2 separate regions of the Homo sapiens genome follow, and region 1 is linked to region 2. A link is an interaction called in ENCODE POLR2A ChIA-PET data of the cell type or tissue named here. Cell type or tissue: CD4-positive, alpha-beta T cell. All regions are shown on one strand. Each heading gives the region's core, and the rest is flanking DNA. Links, peaks and the distances in the headings are about the cores only. Region 1 overlaps IL2RB (interleukin 2 receptor subunit beta). Region 2 overlaps RAC2 (Rac family small GTPase 2).

Evidence for each region. Peaks named below come from ENCODE experiments on the same cell type or tissue, not always from the same donor. Only the 100,000 strongest peaks of a DNase experiment are listed, where the experiment ranks them.
Region 1: POLR2A ChIA-PET joins it to region 2 with 10 read pairs; 8 of 35 experiments call an interaction of 5 or more read pairs at or near these places.

The regions. Positions count from the first base shown.
Region 1 is chr22:37,116,748-37,127,825 of GRCh38, reverse strand. IL2RB (interleukin 2 receptor subunit beta) reads left to right here. Exons shown (of 10, transcript NM_000878.5): 10 at 1-1,983. Among named protein-coding and RNA genes, the nearest start is that of TMPRSS6, 13 kb to the right of the region's middle. RefSeq lists an enhancer at 629-678. In CD4-positive, alpha-beta T cell, for the core only: CTCF peaks have their summits at 956, 5,228 and 5,432; a DNase peak (open chromatin) is centred at 5,445; H3K4me3 peaks cover 574 bases; H3K27ac peaks cover 3,577 bases.
Region 2 is chr22:37,225,704-37,234,940 of GRCh38, reverse strand. It overlaps RAC2 (Rac family small GTPase 2), which reads left to right. Exons shown (of 7, transcript NM_002872.5): 3 at 2,023-2,140; 4 at 2,947-3,009; 5 at 3,551-3,710; 6 at 8,138-8,270; 7 at 8,902-9,237. The coding sequence ends at 8,268. Among named protein-coding and RNA genes, the nearest start is that of RAC2, 14 kb to the left of the region's middle. RefSeq lists enhancers at 189-688, 689-1,190, 3,678-3,817, 4,348-4,407. In CD4-positive, alpha-beta T cell, for the core only: no CTCF peak of the experiment used is centred there; DNase peaks (open chromatin) are centred at 3,350, 4,130, 4,740, 5,470 and 6 weaker places; H3K4me3 peaks cover 1,579 bases; H3K27ac peaks cover 6,926 bases.

The DNA of each region.
Region 1 (11,078 bases), core at 818-8,817, 110 kb after region 2:
CCCACGAATTTAGGCTCAGAAGCATCGCTCCTCTCCAGCCCTGCAGCTATTCACCAATATCAGTCCTCGCGGCTCTCCAGGGCTCCCTGCCCTGACCTCTTCCCTGGGTTTTCTGCCCCAGCCTCCTCCTTCCCTCCCCTCCCCGTCCACAGGGCAGCCTGAGCGTGCTTTCCAAAACCCAAATATGGCCACGCTCCCCCTCGGTTCAAAACCTTGCACAGGTCCCACTGCCCTCAGCCCCACTTCTCAGCCTGGTACTTGTACCTCCGGTGTCGTGTGGGGACATCCCCTTCTGCAATCCTCCCTACCGTCCTCCTGAGCCACTCAGAGCTCCCTCACACCCCCTCTGTTGCACATGCTATTCCCTGGGGCTGCTGTGCGCTCCCCCTCATCTAGGTGACAAACTTCCCTGACTCTTCAAGTGCCGGTTTTGCTTCTCCTGGAGGGAAGCACTGCCTCCCTTAATCTGCCAGAAACTTCTAGCGTCAGTGCTGGAGGGAGAAGCTGTCAGGGACCCAGGGCGCCTGGAGAAAGAGGCCCTGTTACTATTCCTTTGGGATCTCTGAGGCCTCAGAGTGCTTGGCTGCTGTATCTTTAATGCTGGGGCCCAAGTAAGGGCACAGATCCCCCCACAAAGTGGATGCCTGCTGCATCTTCCCACAGTGGCTTCACAGACCCACAAGAGAAGCTGATGGGGAGTAAACCCTGGAGTCCGAGGCCCAGGCAGCAGCCCCGCCTAGTGGTGGGCCCTGATGCTGCCAGGCCTGGGACCTCCCACTGCCCCCTCCACTGGAGGGGTCTCCTCTGCAGCTCAGGGACTGGCACACTGGCCTCCAGAAGGGCAGCTCCACAGGGCAGGGCCTCATTATTTTTCACTGCCCCAGACACAGTGCCCAACACCCCGTCGTATACCCTGGATGAACGAATTAATTACCTGGCACCACCTCGTCTGGGCTCCCTGCGCCTGACATTCACACAGAGAGGCAGAGTCCCGTGCCCATTAGGTCTGGCATGCCCCCTCCTGCAAGGGGCTCAACCCCCTACCCCGACCCCTCCACGTATCTTTCCTAGGCAGATCACGTTGCAATGGCTCAAACAACATTCCACCCCAGCAGGACAGTGACCCCAGTCCCAGCTAACTCTGACCTGGGAGCCCTCAGGCACCTGCACTTACAGGCCTTGCTCACAGCTGATTGGGCACCTGACCACACGCCCCCACAGGCTCTGACCAGCAGCCTATGAGGGGGTTTGGCACCAAGCTCTGTCCAATCAGGTAGGCTGGGCCTGAACTAGCCAATCAGATCAACTCTGTCTTGGGCGTTTGAACTCAGGGAGGGAGGCCCTTGGGAGCAGGTGCTTGTGGACAAGGCTCCACAAGCGTTGAGCCTTGGAAAGGTAGACAAGCGTTGAGCCACTAAGCAGAGGACCTTGGGTTCCCAATACAAAAATACCTACTGCTGAGAGGGCTGCTGACCATTTGGTCAGGATTCCTGTTGCCTTTATATCCAAAATAAACTCCCCTTTCTTGAGGTTGTCTGAGTCTTGGGTCTATGCCTTGAAAAAAGCTGAATTATTGGACAGTCTCACCTCCTGCCATAGGGTCCTGAATGTTTCAGACCACAAGGGGCTCCACACCTTTGCTGTGTGTTCTGGGGCAACCTACTAATCCTCTCTGCAAGTCGGTCTCCTTATCCCCCCAAATGGAAATTGTATTTGCCTTCTCCACTTTGGGAGGCTCCCACTTCTTGGGAGGGTTACATTTTTTAAGTCTTAATCATTTGTGACATATGTATCTATACATCCGTATCTTTTAATGATCCGTGTGTACCATCTTTGTGATTATTTCCTTAATATTTTTTCTTTAAGTCAGTTCATTTTCGTTGAAATACATTTATTTAAAGAAAAATCTTTGTTACTCTGTAAATGAAAAAACCCATTTTCGCTATAAATAAAAGGTAACTGTACAAAATAAGTACAATGCAACAAAATAGTGTTGATATTCATTGCCTGCGGTAAACCTGTTGTCTCTTAAAGGGGAAATGAGAAGCTGCTGGGGAGCTGTCGAAGACATCCCAGGGCCAAATGCAAACTTCCTCCTTGAGAGAAAGGAAAAGGATTGTAAAGGGAATATCTTTTTCACTAATAGGAGTCAGGACTGTCTGTCTTATTCTGTGTCCAGGTATCAGCTCATGGCCATATCCCACAAGTCTATGCCTGGGGAAATATTGCACTTGATGACGAATCTCTCTCTCTCTCCTCTCTCTCTCTCTCTCTCTCTCTCTCTCTCTCTCTCTCTCTCTCTCTCTCTCCCCCCCCCTCTATCCCCCTCCCTCCAGATAGGTAGATAGATGATAGATAGATAGTGTCCTGATAAAAGTTGGACCAGACCAGGGATGGCAATTCCTGGCATTCATAAAGCCACACTCATGGCAGACATTACTAATCAATTGCACCCATGCACGGCAGACATTTCTAATTGAACACAGCTCTCCTCCTGCAGAGCCTGGGTGCAGCTTCAGATTCTGCAATGCTGCGCTATAGGCAGCCCCCAGTTGGTCACAGCTGATAGCTGATGACATCTCTGGACCGCATAATTCCTCAGGTTCCTAACACAAAAGGAGCTCTTAGGTTTCCCAACTCCGATTTCCCAGGCAGGGAAAACTGAAGCTGAGAGGATGGAGACTGGAAAGCTGAGAGGGACCTGTGAGAGGCAAGCCCAGGGAGCCCAGCTGTCCCCACCATGTCTGGTGAGAGACTTGAGCTGGCAGGGAGCAGAGTCAGGGCCACCTTATACCGGGTGCAGATGAAGGGATGGGCCAGCGGTCACTGTGTGTCATGCCCAGTGTGGATCCGAGTGTGGATCTTGGGAGAGGAGACAAAGAGGAAGCAGCTGGCGGCAGGGGTGGTGGTCAGATTGCAGGAGGGGCCTGGGTCAGATTCAGGAGACAGGAGCGGCACCAGCTGGGGACCGGGCAGCCGCTGGGGCCCTGGAGAACCGTCAGGTACAGAGCGGGAAGCAGGAGGCAGCCAGGGCAGATCTTGGGGGTAAGAGAAAAAGGAGGAGAGGTGGGGGGAGGGGGGGGCCTTCCAGCCTCTCATGTTTCCTCTTTGTTGAACTAGGTTTGTTATTTTGCTTCCTCCGTTCCCCCACCTCCCATCTCTCATTCGAAGCAACTTCAGGTGCCTGCATTTCCCAAGTAAATTATGGTGGAAACTGTAGGCCCAGGTCCAGGATGAAGCACCCACCACTGTCCTCCTCATTACTGACAGCTGAAAAAACAGACCAAGGAGGACAGTAAGAAGGGGCAAGAGAACCAATACTTCCACTCTACACATTGTGCCAGCATGGCCTGGGCGTCATCTCTCATCATCTGGAAACAACCTTGAGAAGCAGGTGCTTTATTCCCCATTTTGCTGATTAGGAAACAGGCCCAGGGAGGTGGAGCAACGCAGCTGATGGTTGGTAGCATCAGGATTCAAACTCAGGTACATCTGACTCCGGAGCTTTTGGCCCTTAGCATACAGAAGGCTACATAGGAGATAATTATACTAATGGGAAAATACCTGGTAAAATTTCATTCTAAGCTTCCTGGCAGTCAACTTCGGGGGGAAAATAAGATGCCATGATCCATTAGTGTGATTGTGGGAGAAAAAGCAAAGCCCTTTGATAGTTTGGCAGGTAGATGGGGCTGAACGGTGGCCAGGAGAGAAGGCTGAGGGCGATGCTGGTTGGTCAGGCCGAGGTGGTCTTACCTCCTCCTCCTCCGTAACTGCTGAGCCCCTCCTACTGCCTCCACCCTCCAAGCTGGTCCAGTGTCCCTCTGGGCCAGCATTTCACTGGCTTCTCCCACCCCCACCCTGGTGACCTCCGTGCCACAGACCTGACGCCATCACCTCTCACTCGTATGCCTGCTCAGCCTCCTCCTCGGTCTGCCTGTCCCCACAGCCGCCTGCCCCTCTGATCCTTCCACCTCTGAGCCCTGCCAGGCTGATCTGGCTAAAGGTCGTATCTGGCCACACCACATCCTTGCTAAACCTCCAGTGACCCACTGTCATTTTCAGGATAATGGCTGAGGTCCTTAATGTGATCGTCCATGGCTTGGGGGACTTTGGGGAGGTCCCATCTGCTCTTATGCCTCAGTTGCCCCATCTGTGAATTGGGCAGGCAGATTGGATGATTTCTAAGTGCTCTCCTAGCCCTGACATTCTGTGGTTCCAGGTGCCACATGGAATATGGCTTAAGGCCTGGGCTACATGTATTTTACATCAAGAGTTCACGCTGGGGTTGGGGGGTGGGGATGAGAGTAGGGATTGCAACTGACTCATTTGCTTGGCACCTGCTGATCCCTGGGTTTGAAGTAGCCCTGCCCTGCCACCCAAGCTATCTACCCTCAGGTTCCTATGCATCCCTCAGAACCCCACTCAAGCATCTCTGCTTCTGGCAGGCCCTCTGATTTGCCCCCAAGTAGAGTAGATTACTTCCTCCTACTGTCCCCCTCCTGAGCTACCTCTGTTATAACCAACTGTTGTGCCGTGGGTCAGAGCCTGGGCTAGATTCTGGGGATCTAAGGGTGATACTAATAGCTTTGGAAGAACATCAGGTAGAGCCCCGTTAGCTCAAGACTTTAGTCAGAAAAGCCAGGCACAAGAAGACTCTGAAAGGACCTTCTAATTGGGGAAGGAGGGTGGAATGTTGGGTGGAGCTTTAGCAAGGGGGCTCAACTGGAACTCAGCTAGTTTTGGTTATAGTTGATTGAGGATGGTGCTTGGAAGAGAGAGGAATTGTTCTTGCAGATTAGCAGCCACTATTTGACAATTTGGGCTTTATCAACAGGCAGTGGGGGAGGGACAGCTTTGGGGTCAAGGATCTGTGAGAGCCACTGTGGAATGTTCTCGGTCCTTCAAAGTCTTCGAGAACTGCATGTATTGAGCACTTAGATGCGTCAGACTCTGTTATAAGCACATTGATCCTTCCACTCTCTGGAAGCATCCTTAACTCACTGGATCCTTAAGCAAATGCCATGAGGGAGGTACTATTCTTAGCCCATTTTATAGCTGAGCCTATGGCTCAGAGTGGCCAAGTGACTTACCCATGATCACACAGCTAGAATGTAGTGGAGCAAGTTGAACCCAGGCAATATTTAGCACCCACATGGCACAGCTTCTTACAGCTTCTAAAGGGTGTGCACCCCTGGTATCCCACACAAACACACAGTGACCTACCAAGATAGGAATGACAGAGGTTCTAAGTCTTGTTCCTCAGTAGAGGCCCAGAGGCCCTGAGGGGATGGCGGTGCCGTGTCCCGGGCCACACAGTGCGTTTGGTAGTGGGGGAGGGAGTGTTGATTAAATTTGAGCTCACCACCAGCACCTGTGACAGGCCTGGGACATCCCCTAGGCTGACTTGCTTAGAGACATTTTCCACCACCAGGGCTATGACACACTCGAGGCTCCCATCACAGAGCCTGGCAGAAAGTGAGGCAGGAAGCGCTGAGTGGTGAGAGACGCAGGTCGGGTAGTGGAGGGGGGAGTGCCCAGTCTACGATTCCAGGAAGCCAGGATGCAGACGGAGGGAGGAGCAGAGCTGGCAGACAATGTCTCATCTCCCATTCCTCTATTTACCTGGCCTCATGCTGGGCACTGGCCACAGAGAGGAGGCCGGCTACTGCTCTGTCCACAAAGAGTCTCCAACCTTGTCTGGGAGGGAGTGACTCTGGAGGACACATACAAGTAGACCAGCTGATCACAGCCCTCCTTCGGTGTGGAAGAAAATCAACCCGGTCCTGTGAGCACAAGCCTTGATCAGGAAATGGTGCCAGTGAACACTCTGGTGGAGTCTTCTAACCTGGGGAGGAATTGTGGAATGCCGTGCGGGGCTTTAGCAAGAGAGGCTGAGCCAGAGTTCAGGTAGTTTTGGATAGCTGCTTGAGGATGGTTCTTAGAAGAGGAAGGAATTGTTCATTCATTCATTTATTCATTCAACAGACATTTAGGAGGGCCTAGTACCTGCAAGTCACGGTGTTGGGGATCCAGCAGCGAGCAAAGCCCCCTTCATTCTACACTTTCAGCCTTTGTGGACACCTTGGGGCAGTGTGGCATAGTGGTTATAGCCTTAACTCTGGAGCCCCGCAGCCGGGTTAAGTACTGGCCCCCTCACTCTGGAGCCCCGCAGCCGGGTTAAGTACTGGCCCCCTCACTCTGGAGCCCCGCAGCCTGGGTTAAGTACTGGCCCTGCTGCCTATCAGCTGTGACTTTGGACAAATACCTAAGCTTCTCCGTGCCTCAGTTTTCTCATCTGTAAAAGGGGACAATACCAGGACTGTTGTGAGGATGAAAGAAATAATTGAATGTGGCAGGGTGCTGTGGCTTGCACCTGTAATCCAGCACTTAGGGAGGTCCAGGTGGGAGGATCCCTTGAGCCCAGGAGTCCAAGACCAGCCTGGCTAACATGGTGAGACCCTGTGTCTACAAAAAATATATACAGAAAATTAGCCGGGCATGGTGGTACATACGTGTAGTCCTAGCTACTAGGGAGGCCGAGGTGGGAAGATCCCTTGAGCATAGGAGATTGAGGCTGCAGTGAGCATTGATCGTGCCACTGCACTCCAGCCTGGGCAACAGAGTGAGGCCCTGTTACAAAAAAAGAAGTAAGTTAATGTAAAGTACTTAGGAGAGAAGAGCTAGCCGTGGGAGAGACAGACAGAGACAGGGCTGTGACCAGGGCAGCCAGGGGCCAGAGATGTGGAAGCTGCTGACTTGCTGGCTGGCCTTTTGGATACTCTGTTGCTGTGTTGGTGATGGCTGTTTGGGGCAGGGGATGAGCTGGACACCTGCAGGCTTGGTGTCTCCTGCCACCTCCCTGCCCTTTCCAACCTCCTAATCCTGACAGCTCATCTCCCTCAAGCACCTGGGTAGGTCTTGGGGGATGATGGTTTGAGATAAGGCCCAAATCTATGATGACAAGATTCTAGGAGGTGTGACAAATGCTGAAGGAAACCTATGAGGTCTTCTTCCTACCTCTCAAATCCAGCCGTGCTGGCTGCCACCCGCCTAGCTCAGGGCCGAGGACATTTTGTCCCTCCCAATTCTGTACCACTTGGCCCCTTTGAGCCTCAGTCTCTTCATCTAAAATGGGGTGAAGAAGTGAAATTTCAAAGGCCGGGTGCGGTAGCTCACTCCTGTAATCCCAGCACTTTGGGAGGCCAAGGTGGGTGGATCACCTGAGGTCAGGAGTTTGAGACCGGCCTGACCAACATGGTGAAACCCCATCTCTACTAAAAATACAAAAAAATTAGCTGGGCATGGTGGCCTGCGCCTGTAGCCCCATCTACTCAGGAAGCTGAGACAGGAGAATCACTTGAACCCAGGAGGCGGAGGCTGCAGTGAGCTGAGATCGCGCCACTGCACTCCAGCCTGGACAACAGAGTGAGACTCTGTCTCAAAAAAAAAAAAAGAAAAAAAAAAAAGATAGCCCACCCTGTGCCCAGTAACTACTGCTCATTCATTCTAATCTATTTATTGAGCTTCTACTATGTGCACTGGACTGTTCAAATTGGACATTTCGGTTTGAGAGAGCTCGGGTTGCTTGGAACGGGCTTGATGGTGGGTGGCTGGCCGTCCCCGGCCAACGGTCCAGTGATTCTCGTAACAGTGGGTGTAGGAGAGCACCCGTTACACTGTCAGTCCGAGCAATCAGCCAGGAACGGTACATGTTGGCGAGAGAATTCTATTGCTTGTAATTTATGCAAATATGAAACTAACAATGAAACCTTTGCTGCTGGGATCCCAAACTCAGATGCTGACAGGGACTGGGGTTTGGGTAGATATTAGCTGCAGTGATGAAATGCTGATGGTGTACACCCAGTAGATGCGGGCCCCGTTCTAAGTTCCTCACACAGGTTCTGTCAATCTTCACAACACTTAGGCTTACTGTCTCATTTTCTATATGAGGAAATGAAGGCCCAGTAAAATCAAATACCTTGTAGCTCAAGGGCATGTGGCCAAATAAGTGGTGGAGCCAGGACTCAAACTCAGGCTCCTGACTCTAGTAACTCTTTTTAACCCATGCAGTGTGATACAATAGGGAGTGGTGAGGTCTGTGTCAAACCGAAATTGCTCCAGGGCAGCCATCGCTGATTGTTGCCATGTTGGGGATCAGCTAGGTCATCTACTTTTTTTTTTTTTTTTAAGACAGAGTTTCACTCTTGTTGCCTAGGCTGGAGTGCAATGGCGTGATCTCAGCTCACCGCAACCTCAGCCTCCCGGGTTCAAGCGATTCTCCTGCCTCAGCCTCCCGAGTAGCTGAAACTACAGGCACGCACCACCACGCCTGGCGAATTTTGTATTTTCAGTAGAGACGGGGTTTCTCCACGTTGGTCAGGCTGGTCTTGAATTCCCGACCTCAGGTGATCCGCCCGCCTCCACCTCCCAAAGTGCTGGGATTACAGGCCTGAGCCACTGCGCAGGCCTGATCTTCTACATTTTTAAGAGAAGCTGAAAATTCAGTTTTTCCTGCAAAGTGTCCTTATTTTTAAATATTGGCCACTCATCTTTTAAAAACAGAAAACAAGCAAGCCAAGCAAAATGTGTCTGCACGGTAGAGAGGGAGGGAGAAAGGAAGAGCATCCTGCGGGATTTATTGTAAAGATCACTTCTTCCTGACCCCAGGTGTGCTGGCTGCTCCGTGCCCCCACCCCCTGCTTGCTGAGCTCAGCTGCAACTCTCTCCAGTTAACGATCCTCGATCCTCCGTGATCCATCCATTATTGAATCCCAGCACCTGCCACAGGTTGTTCGTTGAATGGATGTGTAGGTTGGTAAATGGGCAAAGGGGAGGAGGGAAAAAGGAAAAGGAGAAAGGAAGGAAGGAAAGGTGGGAGGGGAAGTTACTTAGAGGCTTTGAAAACCTGGAATGACCAAGGTTCTGAGAAACCAACGTGGAGGGAAGAGGCAACAGAGCCGACTGGTATCAGGAGCTCTCTCGGGCCCACCAAGTCAACAGCTGTCTGACACAGATGACCAAGGAGAATAGAGGTACTCGGGGAACCTGAGTGAGTGCTGGGGTCTTCCCATGAAAGGGCAGCAGGAAAGAGCCTCCTTGGGGAAATTTAGGTGTCTGTGACCTTGGACAGGGCCCCCTTCAAGGGCAAGAGCTAGTCCCACAAACCGGACTGTCTTTAGAGGAGGCTCTGCCTGCAATGTTTTGAGGCAAAAAAAAAAAAAAAAAAAAAAAAGTTGAAAATTGCAATTTTGTGTCCTTTGGAAATTTTTGTTGACTCTCTGCCTAAAGCCTTATGTATATGGAAATAAGTAATATTGTTCTTTTGTTTTAGTTTTTAGAATTCATTTTTGGACAGTATACTGGGAAGAGTACAGGCTGGGAATCAGGTCACCTGGGTTCCAGTCCCAGCCCTGCCTCAGCATTGCTGTGCAACCTTGGGTAGTCTCCACCCACTCTCTGGGTCTGGCTCCCTGATGTGGTTTGGCTGTGTCCCCACCCAAATCTCATTTCAAATTGTAGCTTCCATCATCCCCACGTGTAGTGGGAAGGACCAGGTGGGAGGTAATTGAATCATGGGGGCAGGTTTTTCCCATGCCGTTCTTGTGATAGTGAATAAGTCTCATGAGCTCTAATGGTTTTGTAAAGGACAGTTCCCCTGCACACACTCTTGCCCGCCACCATGTAAGACGTGCCCTTACTCCTCCTTTGCCTTCTGCCATGATTTTGAGGCCTCCGCAGCCATGTGGAACTGTGAGGCCATTAAACCTCTTTTTCTTTATAAATTACCCAGTCTTGGGTATTTTTTCATAACAGCATGAAAATGGACTAATATAGTCCCCCTATCTGTTCTGGGAGCCCCACCTGCTACAATCCCACAGTGGAGGAGAAGGTCAGGCTGAGTGATGCATGCAGAGTTTCCATTCTGTGTCCCCAAGGTGGCTTGAAGCAGCCCCTCCCAAACCCCAAACCCCTGATCAGCATCTGTACCCCGACTGCCCATCTGGGAAAGAAGCGACTGGGCATGCCAGGGCCTGGTGGTGAGTTTGTCCTAGCAGCATCTTCAGACAGAGGCCAGAGGCCAGGACCCAGGGCTGAGACAGAGGCCGAGGGCTCAGGAGTGGTGGTGTGGGCAGTGGGAAGGAACACAGAGACAGGAGAAGGTGTCACTGGGAAGGACAACTGGCTCTGAAGCCAGAGGGTCCTGGGTTTGAATCCAGCTCCTAGCACTTCCTGACTGTGTGACATCAAGCAAATCACTGCTCTGAAACTCCACTTTCTCACCTCAGATGGGTGAAGTGACCATTTTTCTTATTGGAGATCAGGCCTATCCTGGGTCTGGTTAGCTGTATTGTAAGCCATAGATTATTCTAAGCCTTAGGATCCTTAAATCCCTGTACAGATGGAGGAAGACAAGCCACAGAGATGGGGACTCCTGAGAGGTCCCACACCTGTTGGTGACAGGCCATTCTGGTGGATTCTTATTCCTCCAAGCACATAAGAAGCATCTCCATGTACTGCTGAGGGTCCTGTCCTCCACCGGGTGCTGTCACGTGGTGGGCGGGGCCAAGTGCCTGCCAAGCTTCTGTCCCACTGTCTGTTTCCCTAGGCTTGGCAGCTTTCTTCAAGGGCAGCAACTGAGACTTGTTCTATTTCTTTTACATCTTTGTTCTTGTTCTTTCTTTTTTCTTTTTTTGAGATGGAGTCTTGCTCTGTCGTCTAGGCTGGAGTGCAGTGGTGGATTTCGGCTCACTGCAACCTCTGCCTCCTAGGTTCAAGAGATTCTCCTGCCTCAGCCTCCCGAGTAGCTGGGACTATAGGCGCCTGCCACCACTCCCAGCTAATTTTTTTGTATGTTTAGTAGAGATGGAGTTTCACTGTGTTAGCCAGGATGGTCTTGATCTCCTGACCTCGTAATCCACCTGCCTCGGCCTCCCAAAGTGCTGGGATTACAGGCGTGAGCCACTGCGCCCGGCCCCCCTCTCTTTTTATTCTTATCTAAAATCAAAGTGTTGGCAGGCTCATTCTCTCCCTGAAGGCTCTAGAAAAAAAATCTTCCTTGCTGCTTCCTAACCTCCTTA
Region 2 (9,237 bases), core at 1,238-9,237:
GAGGGAACCATGGGCTCTTTACAGGTAGAGGACGACGAAGCTCCGCCAGAGAGGAGGACTTGTCTGGGCAGGGTTTTGAAGCATGAATAGAAGTTGGGAGTGAAATGGGGCTGGAAGCGTATTCCAGAGGGAGATACAGACAGGATCAAAGGCTTGGAGGGCTGGGCAGCCTGGAGGGTGTGGGGGCCAGAGACCAGGTTGGTGAGAACATATGGACAGCTAAGGTGGGAAGGACATTCTGGGCAGGGGCTTTGTGTGGACCAGCACAGGGAGGTGGGCAGTGTGAGCCTTTCCCGGGAAACGGCTTGGCTGGTGTGCGAGGGGAGGAGTAGGAGGAGAAGTCAGAGGAGCCGGAGGTCTCAGTGGACCAGGTCAGGGCCTGTGTGGGGGACCACAGCGGGAAAAGTGACAGTGATTCCCTAACCCTCAGGGGCAGGCGGTGAGGGCATTCCCGGAGGCACAGCTGTGGCCTGGGGCAGTGAGCACTGGTCGTGGTCACTGGTTTCTGGTTTCTTACCTAGTTGGGTCACTCACTGGCTGTGTGGCCTTGGGCAAGTCACTGCATCTCTCTGAGCCAAGTTTTCCCTTCCACAGCGTGGGTAGCCAGCACCTTCCTCGCGGGGATGTGTGTAGCAAGAACTGGCTTGCAAAACCTCCCCTATTCCGAGCTTGGAGCCCTGGGATGGCCCTCCCAGCATTCGTTGGGCTTCCCCGTCTCTGATATTTGTCAGGCCCCTCACCCCGTGTCTGGCCTTCCGCCAGCTGTGGGGGCAGGATCAGGCATGTACTCCTTGGTGGCCCCAGCGCTGGCTCTGCACCCGATGCATAGTAGGTGCCTAGCAAGTGCATCTGGAGGCTCGTTCGATGGCCCTGCAGGGCTCTCTGGGTCTGGCGGGAGACATTGGGAGTCAAGGTCAGTGCCTCACACCATCTCCTCGGCAGCATGTGTCTTTCTACCGTTTGCCGTGGCCCTTCCCATGGCCAGTGACTAACAGCTTTCACGCACACTCTGGGGTGGGCTGAAAGGCCCCGGAAGCAGCCCTCTTTCCCTGGAAGATGGGAGATGAATGACAGCACCCTAGCTTCCTGCCTTCTCTGGGGACGCCCTGAGCACGGTCCGTTCTGTCTCCCAGGTGGCCCCAGCAGGACTGAGAGCAGCAGCAGTCCACAGCCATGACAACTCAACCACCTGCCCTGTGTCAGCTGCTGTCCCCTCCTTTATTCCTCCCCACTCCCCTTCTGCAGCATCCTGGAGTCACTTCCCGAATAAACCCCTCACATCACCTCCTTGTCTCAGGGTTTGCTTCTGGGGGGACCCAGCCTGAGACGGGATGAACATTCATTCGACAAAATATTGCGGCTGGGCGCAGTGGCTCACGCCTGTAATCCTAGCACTTTGAGAGGCCGAGGCGGGCGGATCACTTAAGTTCAGGGGTTCGAGACCAGCCTGGTCAACATGGTGAAACCCTGTTTCTACTAAAAATACAAAAATTAGCTGGGCGTGGTGGTGCATGCCTGTAATCCCAGCTACTTGGGAGGCCGAGGCAGGAGAATCACTTGAACCCAGGGGGCAGAGTTTGCAGTGGGCCGAGATGGTGCCACTGCACTCCAGCCTGGGCGACAGAGCGTGATTCCATTTCAAAAAACAAACAAACAAACAAAAAACAACAAAAAGCAAACATTGAGTGGCAGCATAGGGAGAGAGGTAAGTTTATTCTCATCAAGACTGGGAGGAAAAGTTACACAGCCTCAATTACCTTTCCAAAGGACAGGTACGGGTAGGAAAAGGATTAAGAGACAATCTTTTTTTCTTCTTGTTAACTTGTATTACATTTTTAAAAAATATAATGAATCAGTAATGAAACAAATAAAGAAACCCAATTGCAAATGCTGTGTGACTTTGGGCCAGTCGCAGACTGTCTCTAGGTCTCAGCCTCCGAGGAATGACATGGAGCTGGACCACAATTCCCAGGTTCTGGGGTTTGAGATTGACCTTACCTCCGCCTTGCCTGCTCCCCACAGGTTTGACAACTATTCAGCCAATGTGATGGTGGACAGCAAGCCAGTGAACCTGGGGCTGTGGGACACTGCTGGGCAGGAGGACTACGACCGTCTCCGGCCGCTCTCCTATCCACAGACGGTGTGCTGCTCCCACCTGCCTTGCAGTCCTGACCTTTGCTGTCTCTGTTCCCTCTGCTTGGGATGCCCTTCCAGCCAGCTCAGCCTGGGAAACCCTACCTCTCCCCTTAAGGCCCAGCTCAGGGAGTCTGCCTGCCTTGCATGTCCCAGGCAGAGAAGGGCTTCCTCTTGCACTCCCTCAGCCCTGCATTGGTTCCCGGTCCTCAATGTGCCCATCTTCCCACCCCATTGCCTCCTGGGCTCTGGCACCCCCTGTTTCCAGTGGTGGGGCAGGTGGATTCTGCACAGGGCCCCAGGAGGCAGCCCAGCATGGTGAGCCCTGGGAGTGCTGGGGGAGGGGAGAGGTGGAGGATGCCTGCAGGTGGCTGCTGGGTCCTCGCCCTTCCTCCAGGGTATGCAGGGAGGCGGCTAAGGCCGGTAATCAGATGGTGGATAGTATATGGATTGGAGTATGGACTCTAGAATCCCAGATCCTCCCCTCACCAGAGTGCACGTTGGCAAACTCTTTAACCTCTGGAAGCCTCACTTTCCCTGTCTGAGGAATGGGGCTACCAGCAGTGCTTGCTGCAGAGTGACATGTGAGGATAACCACTTCGCAGAGGCCCTGGCCTTTAGTGAGCGTCCTAACAAACAGCAGCCTCGTGGTAGAGGCGAGAAGGGTATCTCTGCTCTGCCCAGATCCTAAGTCCCCAGCATTCCCTGGGGTGTTCCACCCTCAGGGAGCCCCAAGCTCCACCTCTCGGTGGCTGCCATGGTGGGACACCTCTGGGCCCTCCTCACTAGCAACCTCGCTTGCTCTGTCCCCAGGACGTCTTCCTCATCTGCTTCTCCCTCGTCAGCCCAGCCTCTTATGAGAACGTCCGCGCCAAGGTGAGCTGGACAGGGTGGGCCTTGGGGGCTCTGGGGCAGGTAACCCTGAGGGACAGAGGGAGGAACTGGTGACTCTAGGCTGGTCCCTGGGGCAGCAGAGGTCGCATACAGAGAGGGTCCCCAGTGCCAACCAGGGCTGGCAGAGGGACTTGAGGGGGTAAGATTCAGAGGACCTGGGGTGGGGGGTGCTGCGATAGTTAGCTATACCCCCACTTTCCATGGCTGCATTCTCCTCCTCCCCACACAACCTCATGTCCGCCTCCGATTGTCACATAACCTCATGTTTGCTTCTTATGTCTGCACAAAACCTCGCCTCCTCCTTTCCTACAATCATGCGCCCCCTCCTTCCTGCACAACGTCGTGGCCTCCCCTCCCTGTGCCACCTCACGTCTCTCTCTCCTCACCGTCGTGCCCACCTCTGATCTTCTGGCAACTTGCTGCCTCTCCTCTCCCTACACCCTCACACTCCCTCTGATCCCCGCACAGCCTCGCGCCCCCTCTTGACCCATACAACCTTGTGTCCCCCCACCCACCTGCCCAGTGGTTCCCAGAAGTGCGGCACCACTGCCCCAGCACACCCATCATCCTGGTGGGCACCAAGCTGGACCTGCGGGACGACAAGGACACCATCGAGAAACTGAAGGAGAAGAAGCTGGCTCCCATCACCTACCCGCAGGGCCTGGCACTGGCCAAGGAGATTGGTATGGGCCTCGGGCTCAGAGGGGCGATCTGGCTGCAGGGGAGGCCCTGACTTGGCCTCGTGGTGTGATTGTAAACACGGGCTGCAGGGCCAGGCTGTGCAGTTTGAACTCAGCTGTGCTGTGCACTTGCTGTGTGACCTTGGGCGAGTCACGTAGCCTCTCTCTGCCTGTGTTTCCTTATCAGAAAAGCATGGGATAGTGATAGCTCCTGCCTCCTGGGGTGGTTGGGGGAATTCAGTAACTTATTCCAGGTGGAGCTGCCAGGGCAGCACCTGTGTGTGAGAAGCACTCTGTGTTAGTAGTAGTCGTCCTAGTAGTATGAGTAGTATCTATTAATAGATACTGAAAATAAGGAGGTGTGCTTTGAGCAGACAGAAGCAGAGATTGAGTGGGGGTGCTGTGGTTGCTTGGAGGACAAGTGGCAAGTCAAACTTGGGTGTTCTGGGAAGGCTTCCTGGAGGAGGTGGCGCTGCATTAGATCTAAAGGGTGACACATTTCCTTCCACCACCTTCTCTCCTCCCTTTCCCCACTCCCTTTGGTTTCTCAGCTCGACCCCTCTTTGCCTCCAAATCACTGGGCTGGAGAAATATAGTAACTTCTCAAGGTCACCCAGCTAGTAGGTGGCCCAGCCAGATTTGAAGGAAGGACAGCAAATTATTGGCTCACTGCTGGGGGGTGCTTCTTTGTAGTGGCTCAGGGCTGCCTGCATCAGGGAGGCGATGACCATGGGTCTGGCTTCATGCATGGTACCCAGGCCTGCTGGCTGTTCCTGTCCCTGTCCCTGGTAGGTCCCAATGTGTCTGTAGCTCAGGGATCCTTGCCCAAAAGCCCAAAACCACCAGCTGGGTTTGGTCATATGAGCTGTGCCCTCTGCCTCACCACAGGACTCTGCAGGCCCAGGGTTTGGCCCCCAAATTGAATCCACTAGACCTCCTCCCGCCCCACCGCCCCAGCCCCGCCCCACCTCCCCCTGCCGGAACTGGGAGGGCCCTGGGGACTCACATCTCTTCACAGGAAGAGAAACCGCAGCCACCACCTCCCTCCTTCTGTGACTAGCGTGGTGACACAGCCATCTTCCCCGGGGGCCTCAGACTATGGCTCACACCCTGGCTCCCTTCCCCTGTCCTAGGGCCACAGCTCCCCAGCCTGCAAGTCTTTCCTTTTAAATATCAAGGATTCATCCCTGCCTTCTCTTTCTGACCAACCAGCACCCCTCCAACCCCTGCCCCTGGACTCCTTCTATTCAGGGTGCAGCTCTCCAGCCTGTGGCCTGGCTGTCACTGACCTCTCCCTTGTAAAGCACATGCTTTGGGATCATGTGGAGGGTGCTGGAGGCCTGGATTCTGGTCCTGGCTCTGATACTGATTGGCTGTGTGACCTTGGGTTAGTGGCTGCCCCTCTCTGGGCCTCAGTCTCCCTCTCCACATAAGCTGACCTGGACAATCCCCAAAGGCCCTCTCTCCTCCATAAGGTGGTGACTCAGAGTTCTTGCCTTGGCCTCTAGCCAGTCTTTCCTGGCTGACCCTGCATGGAGCTGGGGCAGGGGCAGTGATTTTAACTGTGCCTCAGACCAGCTTAGGCCTAGGGGGAGTCCTGGGGGGACTGGCAGGGATAGTGAGGGAAGCAGCAACTGCCTCTGCCCACCTGGACTCCCCAGCCCTGGGATGACAAGTTTTGGGGGCAGCCCTGAGCCCAGCTGATAATCACAGCTGATGTGGACTGAGCACTTCCTGGGAGCCACTTCATTCTCACAGCAGCTATGACGAAGAGCTCTTGTCACCTTCACTTTACAGAGAGGAAACAGGCTCGGGGGGACATGTTGCTGGCTTAAGGCCACCCAGCCAGGATTCTGACAGGGGTGGACTGGCTCCCTAAGCCACAAAGCTGAGGGCCATCTGTCCTCCCTGCACCTCCACTGCCCCCACCGCCCCCTCACCCTCCTTGCCCTCTCTGTAGCTCCCCTGCCCCCTGCCTCAGCTTGATGAGCCATCGCATGGCAATGAGTCCTAGACAGATGGGAGACTGAGGCCCGGAGAGGGGGAACTGACTAAAGTCCTAGAGCAGTGAGAGGCCGAGCCAAAGTGAGCCCTGGCCCCCCAGCTCAGGACCCTTGTCCTGGGTGAGTGGGTGGCTGGGTGCCAGGGAAAAGGCAGTTGGTGGATGTGGGGGAAGTGGACGCAGATGTGGTCCCTTATAAGGAGACAGTGGCCAAGTGCCCAGTGACACCTCCTCAACACAGGGGGCTGTGGTGACCAGACTCCGGGCTGAGCTCAGGGCACCCTGCTCTTGCCAGCCAAGCCCCATGACAACCACTGCCCATGATCCCTGGTGGGCGTATATGCCTCCAGGTAGAGGGGAGACGCCCAGCATGTGACTCAGAGCGAGTGACATCCTCTCTGAGCCTCAGGCTCCTCGTCCCTGCCCCACCCTTCCTTTCTCCCCAGCACCTGGCCTCAGTGGGCTCCCCTGTTCCAGGGGCTGCCCCTCCTGCCATCCCGACTTCTCCCCCCAGCTCTGTGCCTTCGGGCCTTGGCTTCCCCACTCTGGGCCTGTTTCCTGGTCTGTGAAATGGGAACTCACCCCGGTGTTGTTGGAAGCACCCAGCTCAGTGCCTGGCACAGGGTAGGTGGTGACCAGCGTCCATCCCCTTCCATCCTGCCACAGAGAAGCAAGCGGGCTTTGGCGGAGGGCCCAGAGTTCCCCTCCCCTCCCTTCTCCTTCCTCTTGGTTCTGACATCGGCCCCCAGGCCTGCATAGCATCTCGGCAGAAGGGGTTTTGTGGTTTTTCACTTCAGGGAAACTGTGCAGCTTGAAATGGACATGGGAAGTCACACGGACTCTTTGCAGAATGTCATGGAACGCCGTCCCTGGGGGTGGGAACTAGGCCTGCCTTTCTCCTCATCTGTGCCCCGGGCTCTAGCCCTGAGGGGTCTTCATGTGGGAGAAGGCTGGGCCTCCCATGGCAGGACAGAGGAGCTCTCCAATGCCACTCCTCCCAGAAGGCCCCCAGCTGGGCCCAGGTTGAGGGAATACATCCAGCGTGTGAGTTTGGATGAGTCGCATACTCTCCAGGAGCCTCAGTTTCCTTGTCTGTAAGACAGGGACGGTGCTAAGGAAGGGGCTGATGATGTTGGGAAGTTCCTGGGGAGGGGGCCCTGAGGGCTTCAGGCCTCCTGGGGATTATTTGCAACCCTGGGAGAATCCTGGAGGGATGGGCAAGACAATTTTCTAGAAGGTGAGGCTCCCAGAGATTTGGTCACTGATGCTTGAGCCCTTTCCTTCACAGAAAAGCATCAAAATTCCCGCCCTCCTTCCACGGACTAAGGGCTATGTGTCCAAGAAAGACACAGACCTGCCCTGGAGGCCTTAGTCTCTCACTGAGTTCACGCTCGCTATTACAGACATGAGGAAACTGAGGCACGGTGACGTTAAACTCCTTGCTCCTGGTGACACAGCCTCCAGGTGACCCCACTGGGACTGGATGGCGGCCCCCAGAGCCTGGTGTTCAGTTGTATGGCTTGGGAGGGGGTGTACGGCATGGAGGGGTGTATGGCGTGGGAGGGGGTGTATGGGGTGGGAGGGGTTGTATGGCATAGGAGGGGTGTATGGCGTGGGAGGGGTGTATGGTGTGGGAGGCGTGGGAGGGGTATATGGCGTGGGAGGCATGGGAAGGGGTGTATGGCGTGGGAGGGGGTGTATGGCGTGGGAGGGGTGTATGGCATGGGAGGCGTGGGAGGGATGTATGGCGTGGGAGGGGGTGTATGGCGTGGGAGGGCTTGTATGGCATGGGAGGCATGGGAGGAGTGTATGGTGTGGGAGGGGTGTATGGCGTGGGAGGGGTGTATGGCGTGGGAGGGTGTATGGCGTGGGAGGGGTATATGGCGTGGGAGGGGTGTATGGCGTGGGAGGGGTGTATGGCGTGGGAGGCGTGGGAGGGGTGTATGGCATGGGAGGGTGTATGGCGTGGGAGGGGTGTATGGCGTGGGAGGAGTGTATGGCGTGGGAGGGGTGTATGGCGTGGGAGGGAGGGTGTATGGCGTGGGAGGGGTGTATGGCGTGGGAGGGTGTATGGCGTGGGAGGGGTATATGGCGTGGGAGGGGTGTATGGCGTGGGAGGGGTGTATGGCGTGGGAGGCGTGGGAGGGGTGTATGGCATGGGAGGGTGTATGGCGTGGGAGGGGTGTATGGCGTGGGAGGAGTGTATGGCGTGGGAGGGGTGTATGGCGTGGGAGGGAGGGTGTATGGCGTGGGAGGGGTGTATGGCGTGGGAGGGGTGTATGGCACGGGAGGGTGTATGGCGTGGGAGGGGTGTATGGCGTGGGAGGGGTGTATGGCGTGGAAGGGGTTGTATGGCATAGGAGACATGTTGGCCCAGAACCCCCCCCGCCACTTAGGCCTTGGCTCTCCTGTCCATCTCCCCAACCAGACTCGGTGAAATACCTGGAGTGCTCAGCTCTCACCCAGAGAGGCCTGAAAACCGTGTTCGACGAGGCCATCCGGGCCGTGCTGTGCCCTCAGCCCACGCGGCAGCAGAAGCGCGCCTGCAGCCTCCTCTAGGGGTAAGAGTCCCCCACTCTAGTGCCCAACTCCCATACACAGCAGGCCCTGGCTGAGCAGTGGCCTTTGGTTCACTGTGAGTGGCATTTAGGCCAGGACAGAAAGAAGGTGGGTATGGAGGTTGCCTCAGTTTCCGCAGCCTACTTGTCATCTGCCTGGGCCAGTCTCACTCTCTGGAGCTCATCTTCCAGAGGCAAGGCCCAAGGTATGAATGAATGCCTGGTAACCCCCCACCCCCGGGCCAGGGAGTGGGTGTCACGGAGCCCCACTCTGCCCATTCCTGCAGGAGGTGATGGAAAAGATGCCTTGGTCCCTGGCCCTAGGAGAGCCCAGTCGAGCCAGGGAGATCCTGCACCCACATATGTGGGTGGAGGTGGGAGAGCCTGAGCTATGATCCCCAGGGGGCAGATGGTGGGGTCAGTGAGTTGGAGGCAGCCCACAAGGCCTCCTGGAGGTGTGGGACCAGAAGGACAGAGAGGACTGGTGAGGTGGGGAGAGCAGCATTGGCAGTCCTGGTGGGAGTCAAACCTTGAGCAAAGACCTGGAGGTGGGAATGAGCTGTGAGCCAGGAAGGCGAGAGCTGTGGATTCTGCATGTCCCCAAATTCTCTTTCCCTGCTTATCTTCCTTCCAGGTTGCACCCCAGCGCTCCCACCTAGATGGGTCTGATCCTCCAGGATCCCCACCCAAAGCCTGATGGCACCCCGGCTGGCCATGCTGTCCCCTCCCTGTGGCGTTTCTTAGCAGATGGCTGCAGAGCTTCGTTGATGGTCTTTTCTGTACTGGAGGCCTCCTGAGGCCAGGAACGTGCAAATTTGCAGGTGCTGCATCCCAAGCCCCTCATGCTCCTGCCTTCCTGAGGGCCAGAGGGGAGCCCCAGGACCCATTAAGCCACCCCCGTGTTCCTGCCGTCAGTGCCAACTGCCGCATGTGGAAGCATCTACCCGTTCACTCCAGTCCCACCCCACGC